2 separate regions of the Mus musculus genome follow, and region 1 is linked to region 2. A link is a loop called in an ENCODE intact Hi-C map of the cell type or tissue named here. Cell type or tissue: heart. All regions are shown on one strand. Links, peaks and the distances in the headings refer to the core of each region. The heading gives the core; the rest is flanking DNA. Region 1 has its middle 120 kb from the start of Msc. Region 2 has its middle 19 kb from the start of Gm26273.

What was found. Hi-C counts contacts between places; a loop is a spot of excess contacts. Peaks named below come from ENCODE experiments on the same cell type or tissue, not always from the same donor. Only the 100,000 strongest peaks of a DNase experiment are listed, where the experiment ranks them.
Region 1: a loop joins it to region 2, with 14 times the contacts of the local background. A loop is called at or near these places in 19 of 42 quality-filtered maps.

The regions. Positions count from the first base shown.
Region 1 is chr1:14,631,201-14,641,110 of GRCm38, reverse strand. No RefSeq gene overlaps it. Among named protein-coding and RNA genes, the nearest start is that of Msc, 120 kb to the left of the region's middle. In heart, for the core only: a CTCF peak has its summit at 5,038; no DNase peak of the experiment used is centred there.
Region 2 is chr1:13,788,710-13,798,619 of GRCm38, reverse strand. No RefSeq gene overlaps it. Among named protein-coding and RNA genes, the nearest start is that of Gm26273, 19 kb to the right of the region's middle. In heart, for the core only: a CTCF peak has its summit at 9,232 (motif pointing left); a DNase peak (open chromatin) is centred at 9,179.

The sequences.
Region 1 (9,910 bases), core at 845-8,844, 840 kb before region 2:
ACTTCCCCATCCTCCCCTTCTCTCCACTCTTCTTCCCCTGCATCCTTCTCACCTTTCTCCTTTCCTCTGCCCTCCTCCCCTACTCTCTCTCCCCCTCTTTTCTTCCTCCTCCTCATGTGCCCTATATTTCTTAATGTCCTATTGATAAGTGTGCTAGTACCCAAACGTTTTATCTTAGAACCTTATAAATGCTTAGTGCTGAGTCAGAAAACATTATCAACAGGGGTTGTGGAAACTTAAACAGAAAATGTCCTCTTGTGTACCAGATTTCAATCTTTGAACAGCATGCAGCTTAGATACAATGTGTACATGTTGTGAGAGCCACATGAAGAGATGACTGTTTGATCTATACCAGTCTTACAATAGAAACAATAGCATGAGCAAATCTTACTTTCAGTGTATTCAGCAGTGCTAAGAACAGAATGTCTATCAACAGCCCTGCATTAAATGCTACTTAATTGCTCATAACCCAGCCACTCAAGGCAATGACTTTTGAAAACATGAAATTGACTACAGCAAGAAAAGTCAATTAGAAAACTTACAGTGACCAGGATGATATTGCACACACTTTTTCTGGCACACATCTGTAATCTCAGCACTTAGTAGGCAGAAGCAAGAAAGTCTTGACTTCAAGACCAACCTGGAGTACAAAATAAGACTTCATCTCAAAACAAAGGAACAAACAAAAACCAAAACAGTAACAATAGAAAGCAAATGCCCTCCTTATTTGTGTAAGGCTCCAGGTTCAGTTATAATACCATATGGAAAGATGCAGTGTCCTTGTGTGGAGCAGGACTTAAACTCTAGACCCTGTATTTCAACTTTCGGCAAACTAATAACTTATCTTCTTTACTGTTTGTGTATGTCTAAAAGGAGCTTGCTCATTCATCAGCTGATAAAGCTGTTGCTTAATTAGGAAGACTCTCTTAAACTTTAGAATTCCATGTAATCATATGTCTGTTGATTCATTCAACAGTATTTTCCCGAGTACTATAAGGGTCAGGTCCAGGGCACCCAAAAGGCTGACAGGAACAAAACATGAAGGACCTTGATGGTCACAAAAAACTTGAAGATGTTCCAGGGAAGACAGTGTGGAAACAACATAGAATTGCCTGTGGAGGAATTTCCCTCGGCATCAGGTGAATAGCAGCCAGCAGTCATCTTTCTTCCCTTTGTCCCTTCAGATTCTCAGTGCAGAAAAATTTTAAAATAAAGTTAGAAAGTGAAAAATCAGGTGAGCATAGCACTTTTTTTCCTAATTTTCCTGGGCAGACCTGGCTTCAGAGTCCCCATCAGGCTACTACTCCCAGAAGTCCTCTTCATGCCAGACCTTGTCCAGCTATACCAGCCAAACTCCTTCAAATGTCCAAGGATCAGGGAAAAGTTGGTCATCTTCAAGTTCCTTGATGCAGAGTCCAAGGCTCCTTCCAATCAGACTGTGATAATACTCAAGGACTCTGGAATAACAATTACTGTGAGAGGTCAATAGTGCACCTCACTCCATGAGAACCGAAGAGTTGTACAACACTGGCTACTCTGGCTAACTCAGCTCAGGCTTGTGGCTTCTGACGGTTTAAGACAAGGACATGATTCAGGAACACTCAACACGAGGTTCAGATAGAAATTGTGGGAGTGAGAACATGACACAATTTTAATTTGAATTAAAATCAAATTCTTTGCTATAAATCTCCTTTAGGACAATGATTGTCTAGGAGAATATACTAAAGAAAGACAGGAGGTTTGCTCTAAGCCCGGAAAAGACAGAATAGCTTCGTCTTTGTTCGTTAAGGTGCAGTCTGGATGCAGGTTGAAGTATAGGATTGACCTCAGAAGCAGTCCAGCCCAGAAAAAAACTGAGGGTTTAATCCTTGGGGGCAGGGCGGGGGAAGGGGGTCTTTAGAAAGCATCACAGTGGCCTCTATGGATGCTGAGCATCATTAAATGCATGAATCACTTAACCTAACAGGATATCTTGGCCACCCATGAGCCATTACAGAACTTGACTCTAGTTTCATGTTTTTAGTGAGGTGAAGAATGAAGGGTTGTGTGTGGACCAATGGGAAAACTGCTGCTCCCACCCCCACCCCAAGCCAGTGAGACATTCCTATAGTACTGCTATGCTTTGGGCACACTCCCAAAGTTCATGTTCTAGAAATTGAAATGTGCTTCAAGAGCATTGACTGACAGTGGGAGAACTTTAACAGGTGAATTGAAAAAGGTGTTAAATCAGCACCATGAGAGTGCCTTTATCAAGACCCTTGATAAAATGTTGAATTCAGCCGGTTCCCTGTCTGTGTTTCTTTCCCTTGTGCTTTCCACCACAGGATGATATACCATGTGGTATCTAGCTAGGGAAGAACTCAGGGCTTCCAAGCTTTTGAAATGTAAGAATAAACCTATTGTTTGTTGCCTATTTATTTTTGAGCATTTTGTTATAGTAGCATCAAAACAGGAGAAAGCAAGATCTTACTATGCATAAGGAATGCAACTCATATAATCTTAAAAAAAACAGAATTACATTAACCAAATTACTAAGACTTTGTAATATTAATGCCTACACCGATTACTTGGTTAAATACTTTTGCAGCATGGAAAATGGCTCTGCCTTCAGAAGTTTACATTTTAGCTGGTGGTAACTATTAGGAACCACATACAGGAATGATCTCTTCAGTGCCACAAAGAAGAATGAAACAGACAGAAGGAGGTGAGAGGTGAGGAGAAGGAAAAGAATGTGGAGAAAGGTTTTGTTGGTGGAGTGACATCTAGCAGGAACAGTGAGATGATAATTCTCTTCACAACTGAGAAGTGGATGACTGCTAATGTCTGATTAAAAAGATGTCAATGCTCAGGTTAATTTTGAATCACAGAATGTATATTTCCTGAGCATCACTGACCGTCTTACACCAACCCATTTGTATCTTTGACATCCCATCCTCCCCAAAGGGAGATAATTCCTGGCCTACTTTTCCTCAGAGAAAGCTTTATGAACACAGATGAGCATTAAGGTGCCCTCTATTGGTCCACATTGCAGTTGAAGGCGAGGAATCAGAAAGGAATTGATTGTGGATCCTTCTTCAGCACAGAACGTGCTGCTCTGCTTCACAGAGAACTCGGGAGACAGCATTGGCCATTTTTATTTACATTGCAAATAATATAACGTTTCCAACGTTTCTTCAAAAGTTTCTGCAAACCATCTTCTAATACTTTCTAGAAAGGCAGAAACATAGCTGTCTTCCTATCACAAATAGGAAGCCGTTCATTCCTGAACAAAATAAGTCAATTGTTGACCTCATTCTATGAGAATTATGGTTATTAACAGTTCACAAATAAAAGGACAGTTTGTTCAGTTATAGGGTGGGGGACAAATAGTAATTATGTCCTAATCTAATTGACAGCTTCTGACAATCAGGACTAGGAAACAATTTTATCCAATATATTGGTGATGTCATTATTTAAAGATGGGTTTGTTCTGGCTGCTGTATCAATGGGATGACATGCTCATCTGACATTTCCTTAAGGAAGCAGAGCCTTTCTAAGAACAAGAGTAAAAGTTTCTCTCCCATGGGAGGTACTGTGCCCCAGTTTATGCAAGCATGAAAGAGAAGATAATAACAATAAATAGTGATTATAAATTTTAAGCGACACACAAATACACAGGACATGAAATACGTAAGCAATCAATAGATTACTAGATGGACTAAAGAGACTAATCTCATCAAAGCCCCAAATGTTTTGTAAAAATGGGCCTCCTATTCCAACCTGGTTTTGAACTTGCTTTGTAATGGAGGAGGTTTTAGATTCCTGAGGATCTTGCCTCCACTTCCTGACTGTTGGAAGTGACCCAGAAGAAAGGTGATGAGCTTAGATAATAGCAAAGAGGATCTCTATCTTCTTCAAGTCACATGGGACAGGTCACAGGCCACTCCAGGTGATATGTCTACTTTGGCATCCTCCAGTCAGACCCATCTGGTGGTTCCTAGTTCCTATCTATGAGTTTGTTGTTTTGACTCCATAGGTTGACAACAGAGCTACTGGCACCGCCACTATCACAAACAGCTCTGTGCTTTACTCTCTTCAGGCACTGAGATTTGTAGATCTCAGACAGTAGGAAGATAAAGGGCTGAGAAGTGACACAGGGGGCGTGCTGTGGAAGAACAATGGAAAGACTGTGGGTGCCTGAAGATCATCTTCTATACTTTTCCCTTTCAGAAACCATGCAATAGCAGCTGAGCAAAGAGGAGTTGGCTTGAGGACAGCAGTTCACTTGCTCCTTCATATATGTCCCTGGCCAAGTACAGACTAGATGTACTGGGAGAAGTTAGCACAAGGAAAGTAAGACAAAGGTAAATAAAGTAGTTGATGTAACATGTATTTGTTTGTCTGTCTATCATCTGTCTGTCTATCATCTATCCACCCATCTGTCATCTATCTAATTATATTTTGAGTATCTGTATCTATTGTTTTGACTCCCAAGCATGTCACTAATCCCCAGTCCAATATTTCTAACTATGTAGCATTGTTAAAGAATCTAATCTACATAAAATTAATCTGCAGTTGGTATGTAAGGTAGAAGAAAGTGCTTGGTCGTGCCTGTATACTTAACTCCTGGGTAAGAAGCTGCCTGGCCTTTGAGATAATGATGTCATGCTGGGTGAGGGAGCATCCTGCCTTTGTGATACAGAAACAGACTCTGGGGAGAGCAACTGGACAGCACAGACAGGTACAGAGAAAGATTTAGAATGAGCTTAGGAAGGACCAGGAATTCCCTAGGCTGGTCCTCTCTACTGCCTGGCTAAAATCTGGTCTGGATTTTAAATATCGTTTTTTTGCTTATTCACAGAAAGGGTCAGCTACAGTGTCTACATATTGAAGGTGACTGTATCCTCTATGTTCAGCTCCTTCAACCTGGGATGAAAGTTAAGAAAAGACTCTTTAACCACAAATTGAATTTATGAAAGTGGCTCTCGCCACTCTCACAACCTTGTCCCCTTCTCTGACTGTCTGAGCTTCACAGGCCCTGTAGAAACTTGCCACTAAACTAATCACTGGGTGGCACCCAAGAGCCAGAAAAAAAGGACAGCTCAAATTGCAGGCCCTCAAGAATTCACATATTTTAACAATTTCCTCCATCCCCAGTGAAATTATGCTAATATTTTAGTTGAGTTTCCTCAAGTCTGGAACTCAAATTAAGTCTGTCTGTTTCATTTTTATGATAGTGCTTGAAATCACTTGCAGACAAGGGGTTGTTGGGCTATGAGATTTATAGCAGCATTGCCACGAAGGTCAAACGCATCCTGAGGAAGAGGAAAGCAATCTGTAGAACCAGTGTTTTCACTGCAATAAACTTTATAGCAGCATTAAGGGAGTAGTTACAAATCAGCCGGACGGTGTTGATTTCATTGAGAATAAGTGTATTTACACTTGTAAGCCTCCTCTTCATAATATTCTCAATGTTTTACACAATGGGGTTAGTGAAGGTTGGATCTGGGCATATTTCACCACTGACAAAATTTGTTTTTCTTTTTCCCACCCATCCTTGTTGCCTTTCAGAAAATGGGTTTACACTGCCTCTATAGGGGCTGGTCAAGTCAAGACTGAGAAATGTTCTGACATTTGCAAAGAAGTCAAAGATAATATAGAAATGAAAATTAAATGTATTTACTCTATTTATGTGGTTAAAGATGAGAGAAATCTAAAGGAATAAAAGTGCTCAGAATACTTTTTTAAAGTACCCTTTAGATTAGTAATTTCTTCTTGTTGTAGCTAGTTTTGCAGTATTTAAATTTTCAATGAATTTTTTTGCTTATATTATTTAAATTGCTGGTTTGGTTTCCTCATTTAAAAGGGCAAGGCAGGGGCAAGCAATGTGGCTCCTTGATGGAGCAGGTGACATACTCAAGTTCCCAGGTTCAATCCCCAGTTCAGGAAGCAGGTAATTAGACAGAAAATAAATACATTTTAAGAAGCGGCAAGGTATTCCTCATCCTTTATTAGACCTAATATAAAATGTTTATGCTAAACATTGTCTTCATTAGTATCATGCACTGTTACTCTTATAACTAATCCAAGGAAAGTGTATAGCTATGTGATTTGATTTACAGGGACAGTTGTTTTGCCTGTTGTTTATTTCCTTATGTATCCTGCCTCTTGTCCACTAGGTTTTAAACACCAGGAAGTCAGGGACCTTGTCTCATTCCCAATTACATACCCAGGGTACGCGATGACTGATGCTGGGTCCTGTAAGTTATTTTCTGAACACATTAGTGAATCTTTCTACCATTTGTAGAATTCTTTTACTTACAGGGAATTGTTTCTCACCTTATGTTCTGTCAATACCAAGTAAATGTTTTCTGCTTCTATGAAATAGGTTCTAGAACCTTCCCTTTCAATCTATTTTTGTTCTCTAACAACTGCTTTGTCTCCAACAGATATGGAGAAGATGTCAGTGTCCATGCCCCAACAAATGAGAGGGTATACCCTGCTTACGAGCCAGCAGAATGGTCTGACAGGAAAGCTTAAGACCCTGCCTGGAAGTCTTCTTTCTGAACCAGAGCACAGGAGCCTTTTTGTCAACCAGGAAGTTGCAGGGCTTTGTTGTGGGTATATTGTCTTTCTCCATGATTGCCTTGTGTGTATATGTTCTTGTTTAAGTAGCCTTCAACCTCTATCTCTACAGAGTTTAACGCAGCCATTTTAAGGTCATATGTTTTGCCACTTTGAAAAAACAAACAGACTTAGAATAACATACCAAATTGCTCGTTAAATTTAACCAATTATGTGCTAGACTGATTATTTGTGTATTTTTATTCTTTTTCAAACAAATTTCCATGAATTTTTTTTCTACTGACTATAAAAATAAAATATATTGTTCCGTTGAAAAATACAGCAAATCACAGAAGAGGAAAAGTAGAATTACCTAAGTTCCTGCTATCTAAAACTAAGCACTATTTGGGTTGGGTATGTTTCAGTATATTTTTCAGTACAGTATAAAACTTTACTTGCTCTCAGCAAAATCAGTGCCATCCAAATGAGTTATAACTACTCTGTTGATTTCCCTGGCTTATGACTTGCTAGATTTATATGCATTTTGACCCAGAATTCATATTGGCTCTTCATCAGCCTATCACTCAACTACTATTCAAGACAATGCTAGCACTGGCTCAGAGACTCAAGGGAACTCACTAAACCAATATCTTACTAAACCACTAAAGAACCGGTAGATAAATAGTATAGTAATTTTTTTCTTAATTTATACAGATTACTGTGCCATAAAGGAAACCAAGGTAGTAGTGGTACCTGGAAATTGTATAATATGGTTGTAGAAGGAAAGCATGGTGATGCACACTTGTCATCCAGCGCTTGAGAGGTGGAGGCAGGGAAGTCAGGAATTTAAGAGGATCTTCAGCAGCATAGTGACTTCAAAGTCAGCCTGGGTCATATGAGACCCCATCTTGAAACCAAACAAACAAAAGGGCAAGATTATATATGGTCTTCTTGGGAAAACTAATTGAATATTCATTATAGACTGGAAAAAAATTGAATATTCATTGTAGTCTGGAAAAAAATGTTTAACAATAAATCTCAGTATAAGGATTATCACTCAAGGTTAACAGCGGTCTGCAGTTACACATGCACGAATGCCCAACAACTCAAATCAAAGGGGTCTGGGAAAATACTATGCTGTAAAACTAGTGTAAATGATGCTTCTTTTCTAGGACACTGCAGGTCAACCCTGTGGAGTGCTATTAGTGTGACTCGGAAGGAACAGACTAACTTAGGCGTCTGTGAGACAAACCCTGGGCTGCAGGACACATAACAGATCTCATCACCGCTGGTCTAACTTCCAAGTCCTCTCCAGATTTACTATGATGTGAAATGAAATGGGAGTGTTAGCCTTGAGAATGAGCTCTTTCAAGTGCTTTGGCTAAATGTCTTCGCCCACAAATTCACTAATAAAACACTAACTCCCAGTTATTTAGAATGTGACCTTTTTGTTGTTTGTTTGTTTCTTATTGTTTAGGAAAGGACCTTAAATGACATAATTAATGTGTAATTATGCTGGAGTCTGACCAATATGTTTGGTGTCCCCATCTGAAAAAACTGGGACACTAAATGGTATCACAAGAAGAGGTCATCCAATGACACATGAAGACGTCAGCATCTACAAGCTCTGCCCCACCCCCTTGGCCAGCCCCCTTGCTCCTCCAAGCCATCACTGAACATTGTTCAGAAAATATGGAAGGCTATAATACTTGGACCAATCTGCTGGCATGTAAGTTACATGGCTCTTCCCCTTTGAGTCGTTAATATTTTATTCAGTGAACAGCCTCAAAACCGGCCAGCACTCACTGAGGCAGACAGAGTTTTCACAAGCTTCATTACCTCCACCTTCAGGGCCAAATCATTTTCTCCCTGTACTACAGCAGGAAAGCCCATCATCCATGATGATATGGAGACCTGAGGCTAAATTTCAGATGTTCTGAGAGAAAGCTCATGAGAAATCAACTTACATCTTGGTCTTGAACTTCTGATCTTTAGAATTATGAGAAATTGAATTTTTGTGACTTAAGGGCACAAGATCTATGGTGCTTTGTCATGGTAACAATAGATAACAAACAGACTTTGTAACTTTATTTCAGCATATGGTATGGGATCAAAATGGCAGGATACAAAATGTAGATTGTAGGTTGCCAAGACTCTCTCAGAGTGCTCTGCTTATATGACAAAAGTTTCTAGTACAGGAAAATTTATTCTCCCCCTTAGAGGTAGCTAGTAAAACCACAAGTTACATGTCCCATTGTCAATACTGTCATCTGGTATGAAGAGGACCACAGATAGGGAGGCTCAGTGCACGGTGAGGAGGACAAGAGGCAGGGTTGTAACCTCCCCCAGCCTCGAAGCAGGCTGAGCCAGACCTTGACCTTGCTGTCACTAAGATTACTTAGGGTGGAGCCTTCCTCCCTAGATCACTCTATTGTTCAACCGCTGATACCCGCTGAGAGGCCACTGTGCTATTCTGGAGACTACACCCTATCCTGCATGTCATCACCTGGTCTTCACCTGCAGCTGGTTCCAGGCTCCAAGAATGAACTGGTGTGGGAATGGGCCTCCCAACCCCTTTATAAGCGCATTTGCCATTAAACATTTGAGCTTTGATCAGGAATCTTGACTTAGCTCCCGTTTTTCTTTCGAATGCCTAGTTCCCCTCTCTTTTCAGCCCCTGCATGCTTCCCAGGTGAAACCCAGTTCATGTGAGCTGCGGGTCTGCTTCCAACACAGGGTCAGTCAAAATAGCCCAGGAGAGCAAGGAAATGCAGACTTGAGCGGTAGAGCAGGGCTGTAAGGAAGAGCACTAAGAGGACGGGGTCTTAGAATCCTATGCATGCTTGTCTGGCTCTGTTTTCCCTTTCTGTGCTTAAGAATCAACTTTACTTTCTGACTTCAAGGCACCAAACCACAGATGACACTGTAAAACAAAATCAAATCTGCTAAGACTGGCAGAAGTCTAACTTTTAAAATGTGCTATTTTGTGTGTGCATGATGGATGCGAAAATAGCAACCTGTGTACTGATAGGAAGTCATCAGTTAAGCTTAAGATAAAATAGCAAAGATACATGGGGAAGGTTTTCAGCATCCATTGCCAGCACTAACTTGCAGTGTGTCCTTAGATAAATTAATTAAAGTCTCATCACCTCTGAAACAAAAGTGTGTTGCAATCCCCTTATAAAGTAGCACCACAGGTCCTAGAGTAATAGTCAGTACTTGAATGGAATGCCATGGTGCCTGAGACATTCCTGAAAACAGGCTCTCTGAGTGTACACCCCACAGTAGTGATGCATATCAGAACCCAAGTCAGAAATAATAATTTAAAAACCTGTAGAAGTTAGGAAGATAGGAATGTGGCATCTGG
Region 2 (9,910 bases), core at 1,283-9,282:
TAAACCATGCCCAATATTACTCTCCTGGAATACCAGTTCTCAGCACACTGAGTTAGGAATATCAGGGTCATCATCAGCTACAAAGAAAATTTAATACCAACTTGAGTTAGAAATGCTATTTCAAATATATAACAATAAAAATAAAAATTAAAGTCTAGGCACAGGAACAGTGAACAACTAGAGAAAGTATCCTTCCTGTCCCCATCTGTGTCCCGGAGCTAAGGACACAGCCCTCCACACCCAAACTCACCAGGAGAGAACTGGCCTCCCGAGAAGATCACAGGCTCACAGGCTCACAGGCCCACAGGAAGGACAAGCTCCAGTCAGAGAGCAAAGCCAACTAACAACAGAGGTAACCAAATGGTGAGAGGCAAGCAAAAGAACCTAAACAACAGAAACCAAGGCTACTTGACATCATCAGAACCCAGTTCTCCCACCACAAGAGGTCCTGGATACCCCAACACACTGGAAAAGCAAGATTCAGATTTAAAATCACATCTCATAATGATAGAAGACTTTAAGAAGGACATGAATAACTCCCTTATAGAAATACAGGAGAACACAGGTAAACAGCTAGAAACCCTTAAAGATAAAACACAAAAATCCCTTAAAGAATTACAGGAGAACACAACCAAATAGGTGATGGAATTGAACAAAACCATCCATGATCTGAAAATATAAATAGAAAAAATAAAGAAACCACAAAGGGAGAAAATCCTAGAGATAAAAAACCTACACAAGAGATCAGGAGCCATAGATGCAAGCATCACCAACAGAATATAAGAAATAGAAGAGAGAATCTTGGGGGCAGAAGATACCATAGAAAACATGGACAAAAAGGTCAAAGAAAAGGCAAAAGTCTCCTGACCCAAAACATCCAGGAAATCCAGGACACAATGAGAAGACCAAACCTAACAATAATAGGTGTAGAAGAGAGTGAAGATTCCCAACTTAAAGGGCCAGCAAATATCTTCAACAAATCCCTAACCTAAAGAAAGAGATGCCCAGAAACATACAAAAAGACCACAGAACTCTGAATACATTGGACCAGAAAAGAAATTCCTCTCATCACATAATAATCAAAACACCAAATGCACAAAACAAAGAAATAATATTAAAAGCAATGAGGGAAAAGGGTCAAGTAATATATAAAGGCAGACCAATGAGAATTACACCAGACTTCTCACCAGAGACTATAAAAGCCAGAAGATCCTGGACAGATGTCATACAGACCCTAAGAGAACACAAATGCCAGCCCAGGCTACTATACCCAGCAAAACTCTCAATTACCATAGACGGAGAAAACAAGATATTCCATGGCAAAAAAAAAAAAAAAAAAAAAAAAAAAAAATTACACAGTATCTTTCCACAAATCCAGACCTACAAAGGATAAAAGATGGAAAACTCCAATGCAAGGAGGTAAACTACACCCTAGAAAAAGCAAGAAAGTAATCTTCTTTCAACAAACCCAAAAGAAGATAATCACACAAACATAATTCCATCACTAACAGCAAAAACAACAGGAACCAACAATCACTTTTCCTTAATATGTCTTAACATCAATAGACTCAATTTCCCAATAAAAAGACATAGACCAAAAGACTGGATACATAAACAGGACCCAGAATTTTGCTGCATATAGGAGATGCACCTCGGTGACAAAGAGAGACTCTACCTCAGAATAAAAGGCTAGAAAAAAAATTGCCAAGAAAATGGTCCCAAGAAACAAGCTGGAGTAGCCATTGTAATATTGGATAAAATTGACTCTCAACAGAAAGTTGTCAAAAAAGATAAGGAAGGACACTTCATACTCATCAAAGGAAAAATATACCAAGATGAACTCTCAATTCCGAACATCTATGCTTCAAATGAAAGGGCATCTATATTCTCACACACACACACACACACACACACACACACACACACAAAAAAAAAAAAAAAAAAAAACACTTTACTAAAGTTCAAAGCACACATTGCACCTCACACAATAATAGTGGGAGACTTCAACATCCCGCCCTAAGCAATGAGCAGATCATGGAAACAGAAACTATACAGAGACACAGTGAAACTAACAGAAGTTATGAGCCCAGTGGATTTAGCAGTTATCTATAGAACATTTCATCCTAAAACAAAAAAATATACCTTCTTCTCAGCACCTCATGGTACCTTCACCAAAATTGACCATTATTTGGTCACAAAATAGATCTCAACAGACACAAGAAGATTGAAATAATCCCATGCATCCTATCAGATCACCATGGGCTAAGGCTGGTATTCAATAACAACAAAACAGAATAACAGAAAACCCACATACACATGGAAGCTGAACAACACTCTACTCGATGATAACTTGGTCAAGGAAGAAATAAAGGAAGAAAGTAAAGACTTTAGAATTTAATGAAAACAAAGCACAACATACCCAAACTTAATACAATGAAAGCAGCGATAAGAAGAAAACTCATAGCTCTGAGTGACTCTGAAAAGAAACTGGAGAGAGCATACACTAGCAGTTTGACAGCACATCTGAAAGCTCTAGAACAAAAAGAAGCAAATAAACCTGGGAGTTGTAGACAGCAAAAAATAATCAAACTCAGGGCAGAATTCAACCAAGTAGAAACAAAAGAACTATACAAAGAATCAATAAAACCAGGAGCTGGTTCTTTGAAAAAAATCAGCAAGGTAGAGATACTCTTATCCAGACTAGCCAGAAGGCACAGAGAAAGTATCCAAATTAACAAACCAGAAGTGGAAAGGAAGATATAACAACAGAAACTAAGGAAAACCAAAAAATTATTAGATCCTACTTCAAAAGCCTATACTAAACAAAACTTGAAAATATGGATGAAAGGGACACTTTACTAGACAGATACCAGCTACCAAAGTTAAGTCAGGATCAGGTAAACTATCTAAACCATCCCATTACACCCAAAGAAATAGAATCATTAAAAATCTCCCAGCCAAAAAAAGCCCAGATCTAGATGGGTTTAGTCCAGAATTCTATCAGATCTTCTATAGCTGTCCAGCAGCCATGGAGAACTGGGTACTTGAAAGGTAGTCTGCAAATGAAAAAGGACAGGCAGGCAAGAGAAGGATGAAGCCAAGACAAAGATTTCAGGGCTCAAAGTTTAATTTTTAGCACTGCCTTTATATAGGCAAAACCCATCCTTTGTTTCAGCTGGATTGAGTTGCAAAGCAAGCTCAGAAGTCAGTGAACTCCTCAAAGTTCTGGTATGGAAGGGAGGAAATTGCAAATGAAGTGAAACCAGGCTCAATGCCAGCCAGGTTATAAAACCATCAGGGATTTGTTTAGCCTACTCAAGGTTAGAGGAAGGGCACACAATCTTCAAAGAGGACCTAATACCAATACTCTTCAAACTCTTCCACAAAATAGAAACAGAAGGAACACTACCAGATTCAGTCTATGAGGCCACAAGTATGCTTATACATAATCACAGAGACCCAACAAAGAAAGAGAACTTCAGACCAATTGCCCCTATGAATATTGAAGCAAAAATACTCAATAAAATTCTCACAAACTGAATCTAAGAACACAGCAAAACAATCATCCATCATGATCAAGTAGGCTTCATTCCAGGGATGCAGGGATGGTTCAATATACGAAAATCCATCAATGTAATCACATACACAAACTCAAAGAAAAAAAAAATTACATGATCATTTCATTAGATGCTGAGAAAGCATTTGACAAAATCCAACAACCATTCATGATAAAAGTCTTGGAAAGATCAGATATTCAAGGCCCATACTTAAACATAATAAAAGCAATATACAGCAAACCAGTAGCCAATATCAAACTAAATGGAGAGAAACTTGAAGCAATCCAACGAAAATAAAGGACTAGACAAGGCTGCCCACTCTCTCTCTACCTATTCAATATAATACTCAAAGTTCTGGCCAAACCAATTAGACAACAAAAGGAAGTCAAACAGATACAAACTGGAAAGAAAGAAGTCAAATATCACTATTTGCAAATGATATGATAGTATACTTAAGTGACCCCCAAAATTCCACCAGAGAACTCCTACAGCTGATAAACAACTTGAGCAAAGTGGCCAGATATAAAATTAACTCAGACAAATCAAGAGCCTTCCTATAGTCAAAGGATAAATAGGCTGAGAAAGAAATTAGGGACATGACACCCTTCACAGTAGTCACAAATAATATAAAATATCTTGGTATGACTCTAAACAAGCAAGTATAAAATACCTTGGTGTGACTCTAACTAAGGAAGTGAAAAATCTGTATGACAAGAAGTTCAAGTTTCTGAAGAAAGAAATCGAAGAAGATCTCAGAAGATAGAAAGATCTCCCATGCTCAAGAATTGGCAGGATTAATATAGTAAAAATGGCTATCTTGCTGAAAGCAGTCTGCAAATTCAATGCAATCCCCATCAAAATTCCAACTCAATTCTTCATAAAGTTAGAAAAAGCAACTTTCAAATTCATTTGGAATAACAAAATACTCAGGATAGTAAAAAGTAGTCTCAACAAAAAAATAACTTCTGGGGGAATCACCATCCCTGACCTCAAGCTATATTATAGAACAATAGTGATAAAACCTGTATGGTATTGATACATTTACAGTCAGGTAAATCAATGGAACAGAAATGAACCCACACACATATCATCACTTGATCTTTGGCAAAGGAAATAAAACCATCTAGTGGAAAAAAACAACATTTTCAACAAATAGTGCTGGTTCAACTGGAAGTCAGCATGTAGAAGAATGCAAATCAATCCATTCTAATGTCCGTGTAGAAAGCTCAAGTCCTAGTGGATCAAGGACCTCCATATAAAACCAGATACACTGAATATAATAGAAGAGAAAGTAGAAAAGAATCTCGAAGACATTAGCACAGGGGGAATTTTCCAGAACATAACACCACTGGCCTATACTCTAAGATCAACAATCAACAAATGGGACCTCATAAAATTGCAAAGCTTCTAGTTCTCTTTCCCAGTCAAGAGGAATAAAAATTTGCTTCCATTGTTCTGTGAATGTGACTTTCATAAAAGGAGTGATGGAAGGCCAATCTAGCAAGGGCACCAACAAGGCAAAAAGCATAGGCCCAGCATAGGCCATGGGATCTCCAAATAGCACAGTTTGTACTTAATCTTTTGCTTCACAGAGGGGGATATATGGTGAGGCAAAGCACACTGTCAATAGGACAAAACAGCAACCAATAGATTGGGAAAGGATCTTTACCAACCCTACATCTGATAGAGGGCTAATATCCAATATATACAAAGAACTCATAAATTTAGACTCCAGAGAACCAAGTAACCCTATTAAATTATTAATATGAAGAATACCAAATGGCTGAGAAGCACCTAAAGAAATGCTCAACATCCTTATTCATCCAGGAAGTGCAAATCAAAACAACCCTGAGATTCCACCTTACTTCCAGTCGGAATGGCTAGGATCCAAAACTCACATGACAGCAGACACTGGCAAGGATGCGGAGAAAGAGGAACACTCCTCCATTGCTGGTGGGATTGAAAGCTGGTACATCCACTCTGGAAATCAGTCTGGTGGTTCCTCAGAAAATTGGACATAGTATTGCCTGTGGAACCAGCTATACCACTCCTGGGCATATACCCAAAAGATGCTCTAACATATAACAAGGACACATGATCCACTATGTTCATAGTAGCCTTGTTTATAAAAGCCAGAAGCTGGAAAGAACCCAGATGTCACTCAACAGAGGAATGGATACAGAAAATGTGCTACATTTATGCAATGGAGTACTACTCAGCTATTAAAAACAAGGAATTCATGATTTTATTTATTTATTTATTTATTTATTTATTTATTTATTTATTGGCAAATGAATGGAATTAGAAAACATCATTCTGAGTGAGGTACCCCATCACAAAAAAAAATACACATGGTATGTACTCACTGATTAGTGACTATTTGCCCAAAAGCTTGGAATACCCAAGATACAATTCACAGACCAAAGGAAGCTCAAGAAGAAGGAAGACCAAAGTGTGGATGATTCAGTTCTTCTTAGAAGGGGAAACAAAATACTCAAGGAAGGAAATGTAGAGACAAAGTGTGGAGCAGAGACTGAAGGAAAGGCCATCCAGAGTCTGCCCCACCAGGGGATCCACTTAATATGCAGTCACCGAACCTAGACACTACAGCAGATGCCAAGGAGTGCTTGCTGACAAGAGCCTGGTACAAGTATCTCCTGAGAAGCTCTGCCAGAGCCTGACTGCCACACCCACTCCAGTGGAGTCTGTGTGGCAAGCCCAAATGCTTGGACACAGTTTTGAGGCAAAGAGTTTTACAGAAACTTAGTCTCCTATTAGTCTTGGCATCCCTTAGCATGAATGCTCCAAACTTGTCCCTATATCAGTTTGTGAATGAATCTGTGTATTTTCTTTCAATATTGTTTTATTATAAGTGCCTCCAAGGAATGATTTTGACATATACCTAAGTTAGATTAGCCTCCACCAGTGTTCCAATATCCTAGGAAATCGTTGGGCCAACCTTGGGCTTTGAATTTTGTAAGAATGCTACTTATTCAGATGAAAAGCCTCCAGTGTTGACAGAGAGATGGTGAAAGAAATCAGGCATTACAATTTACTGGAAAAGAGCTAGAAATCTCAGGGTTAGTCTACAAAGTAAGCTTAGAATAACAGCCGAGTCACTCCCATGTGCAGGAATTTACAATGGGCTAGGAAGAAGGAAGGCTGTGGTCTAAGAAGGAGCTAGAGTAAATACTTAGACTAACAGATGAATCACTCCCATATACAGGAATTTATAATGGCCTAGGGAGAAGATGGATCATACAATATACTAGAATTGGAACTATGGCAAGGGCATGAAGCCCTTGCCCCTGGTTTCTAAGAATAAGCTAACCTTAGGTGGGGCTGCTTTTTATCCCAGTTGTAAACACTGCCTGGTTCCTGTTAGCTTTTGTGTATGCGTTTTTCTGTTTTGTGTAAAGAGTCATTTTGCATTGGACAGCCTCACTGTACCTTGGCTGACCTTAATGTATCACCTAACTTCCTTGTTTTCTTCTGTAATATAAGTCTGATGCTTGCTTTGAGAAATTACAATCAGATCAACATTCCATTCTGTTCGCGTCTGTTTGTCACCCCGATGACTTCTTGCCCACATGGGTACTGGGATTCTGATTCTCCCGTGGGTTGAGGGGCCGACTGAGTACAGTCCACAGCACCTGACAAATACAAGGCCAATGCCAGCAGCCAACCATTAGATTGAGCACAGGATCCCCAGAGGAGCAGTTAAAGAAAGGACTGAAGGAGCTGAAACAGTTTGAAACCCCATAGGAAGAATAACAATATCAACCAATCAGACCCCCCCCCCCAGAGCTCCCAAGGACTAAACCACCAACCAATTAACTCACAAGTAGCAGAGGATGGCTTTGCTGGACATAAATTGGAGGTGAGGCCCTTGGGCCTGAAGGTGTTCAATGCCCCAGTGTAGGGGAATGCCTGGGCAAAGAGGCAGGATTGGGTGGGTTGGTAGAGGAACACCCTCATAGAATCAGGGAGAGGGAGGATGGGGTAGCCGGTTTCCAGAGGGGAAACTGGGAAAGGGGTTAACATTTGAAATATAAATAAATAAAATATCCAATTAAAAAAAAAACAGAAAACTTAGAGAAATAAAATTTTTTAAAAAATTAAAGTCTCTCTTAAGTTTCACCATTATTAAAAAACAAAAACCTGCTTCATGCAGTTCAAATAATTAGTGGAATAATTTCAGTGTAGCCATCAGAACACCATTTTAGACACCTATTCATCCAAAAGCTTTGTAAATTCAGAGTCCACCTTTTTACTCACCAACAAAAAAGACATCTTCCAGTCAGACATAGCAACTCTTTTGACACTTTGTGTTCAAACTTCCAAGGGACTGACAGAACATGGGAACCTACTTAAAGACAGGGTTAGGGTAAAAAAGAGTTCCAAATATTCCACAGTAAACATTGTGAATTTCTCCAGGCACTCTGCCTGAGCCAAATGATCGCTCCTGGAAAGCTGCTTGATTCCTGGCCTCTCTTTGGTGGTCTGTTCAAAGACAGGCTACCCAGGCATTGATGTGATGATCTGACATACAACAGTCTGAAAACCAGAAAAAAGGATGAGCAATTGACAAAGACCTCAATGAACCTATGCCCAAGGACATGGTCTAGCCTCTGAATTAACTGATTCAGAAGATTACTTCATTTGGGAACCTTATCATTAATATATATATACTTATTATTTAAGACAATTTGGGATGAGTTTTCTATTCTAGCCAAAAGTATTCTAATACATGAACATCCATAAGGCCAGAGAGACTTTCCTGTGGAAGGAAAAAAAATATATTTTTAAATAGGCCTCAAAGGACTTGGAAGTTTCCATATCTAGCCAGTCTCCGGAAATCTACCATACTTCACAAGTAGATGTTGTAAGTAAGAATCCAGTGTTATTCTAGAAGCATCCCACTGGGCCCCAGGAAGCAGGAAATAAAGAAAGAGCAGACAGCCAACCCGCCACAAGCAAAAGAGCTCCTGTGGTGTCCACAGGCTCCAAATTCATATTTAAAGATTTGTTTTTATTTTTTATTGGTGTAGGGGGGTGGTGAGTGTATGAGAGAGAAAGAGAGAGGGGGGGAGAGGGAGAGAGAGAGAGGGAGAGAATGCGCGCATGCGTTTGCACAAGCTCTGTATCTGTGGGGATGGATACCTAAGGAAAACAGAATAGGGCATCAGATCCCCTGGAGCTGGAGTTACAGGCAATTGTGGGCCACCTGGCATGGTACTTGAAATAAACTCCAGGTCATCCCTTCAGTCCGCCAATTTTTTATTTTGATAGAATACTAATGTATCGGGCCTCAGAGTTTTCTCATCATTCAGTACACAACATTAAAAAACATCACTTAGGCAAGTACATGAGCCAACAGAAATGAAGACACAGCAAAGCGCTGCATGAGGGTTACTGCTGAAGGAGTGAACTCCACACATACTCGGTAGCCATATGAGAGACTTGTAGGCTGGTGTATGCAAAATGCTGAGCTGCAGAATAATCAAACAGAACAGAGAGATGAGATAGTAGCGGCCAGATCATGGTAAATGGGGCTCCTTCTCGGCCAAGGCTATCGCGTTTCTCAGAAATGGCATGTGATTTCACTGGGGTATCTCTTTACTTGCCATGTGTCTGCCGAGCAGATTCCATGAAGGGGTGCTGCCATCTGCTGGCAGCTGTGATCTCAGGTGCGGCCCTTGTCCCAAAACACATAATATCATTCAAAAGGCTTTGGTTTCTTTTTCATTGTGAAAATCTCACCGTCGTCTTCTGCCAGGAAGACTGACAGATAGAAATTTTTGCTGAGGAATTTGGGCAAACTATATTAAGAGCATAATAAAAAAAAGGAAAAACAGATGACAAACACATTTTGCAAGAATTTCTAATTGTGTCCAAACGGTTCACTAAAATCATGCAGATAAAATCGTCTTTGTGTTTATGCCAGTATTAACACATTTTTATAACGAGTATGGTGACTCTAACGTTTGGCAAAGATATACAGAAATAGACTAAGTCACAAAGTCTCCTATGGGAACCCTAGCCTCGTGAAAAGTACGGTTTTCATGTAGCAAACAGAAATCGTATCAGCCTCCATGTGCAAAGACAGAGCTTCAGGAAGTCTAATTTCCCTTTTTAGTAAAAAAGTCACTGGGAACATTCTCAGTTTATATTGCATGTCCAGGCAAAACCCAGCACTCCAGGACACAAGAGAGTGAGTTTAGGACGTTGTTTCCCCATCTAAGTATACATTTCCAAGTAATTTAATTGATATAAATCAGAAACTGGCTAAGACTTTCTCACCTTGACTTCATTCATCAAACCAGTCTTTTTGAGAACAGTGCAGTTGGCTC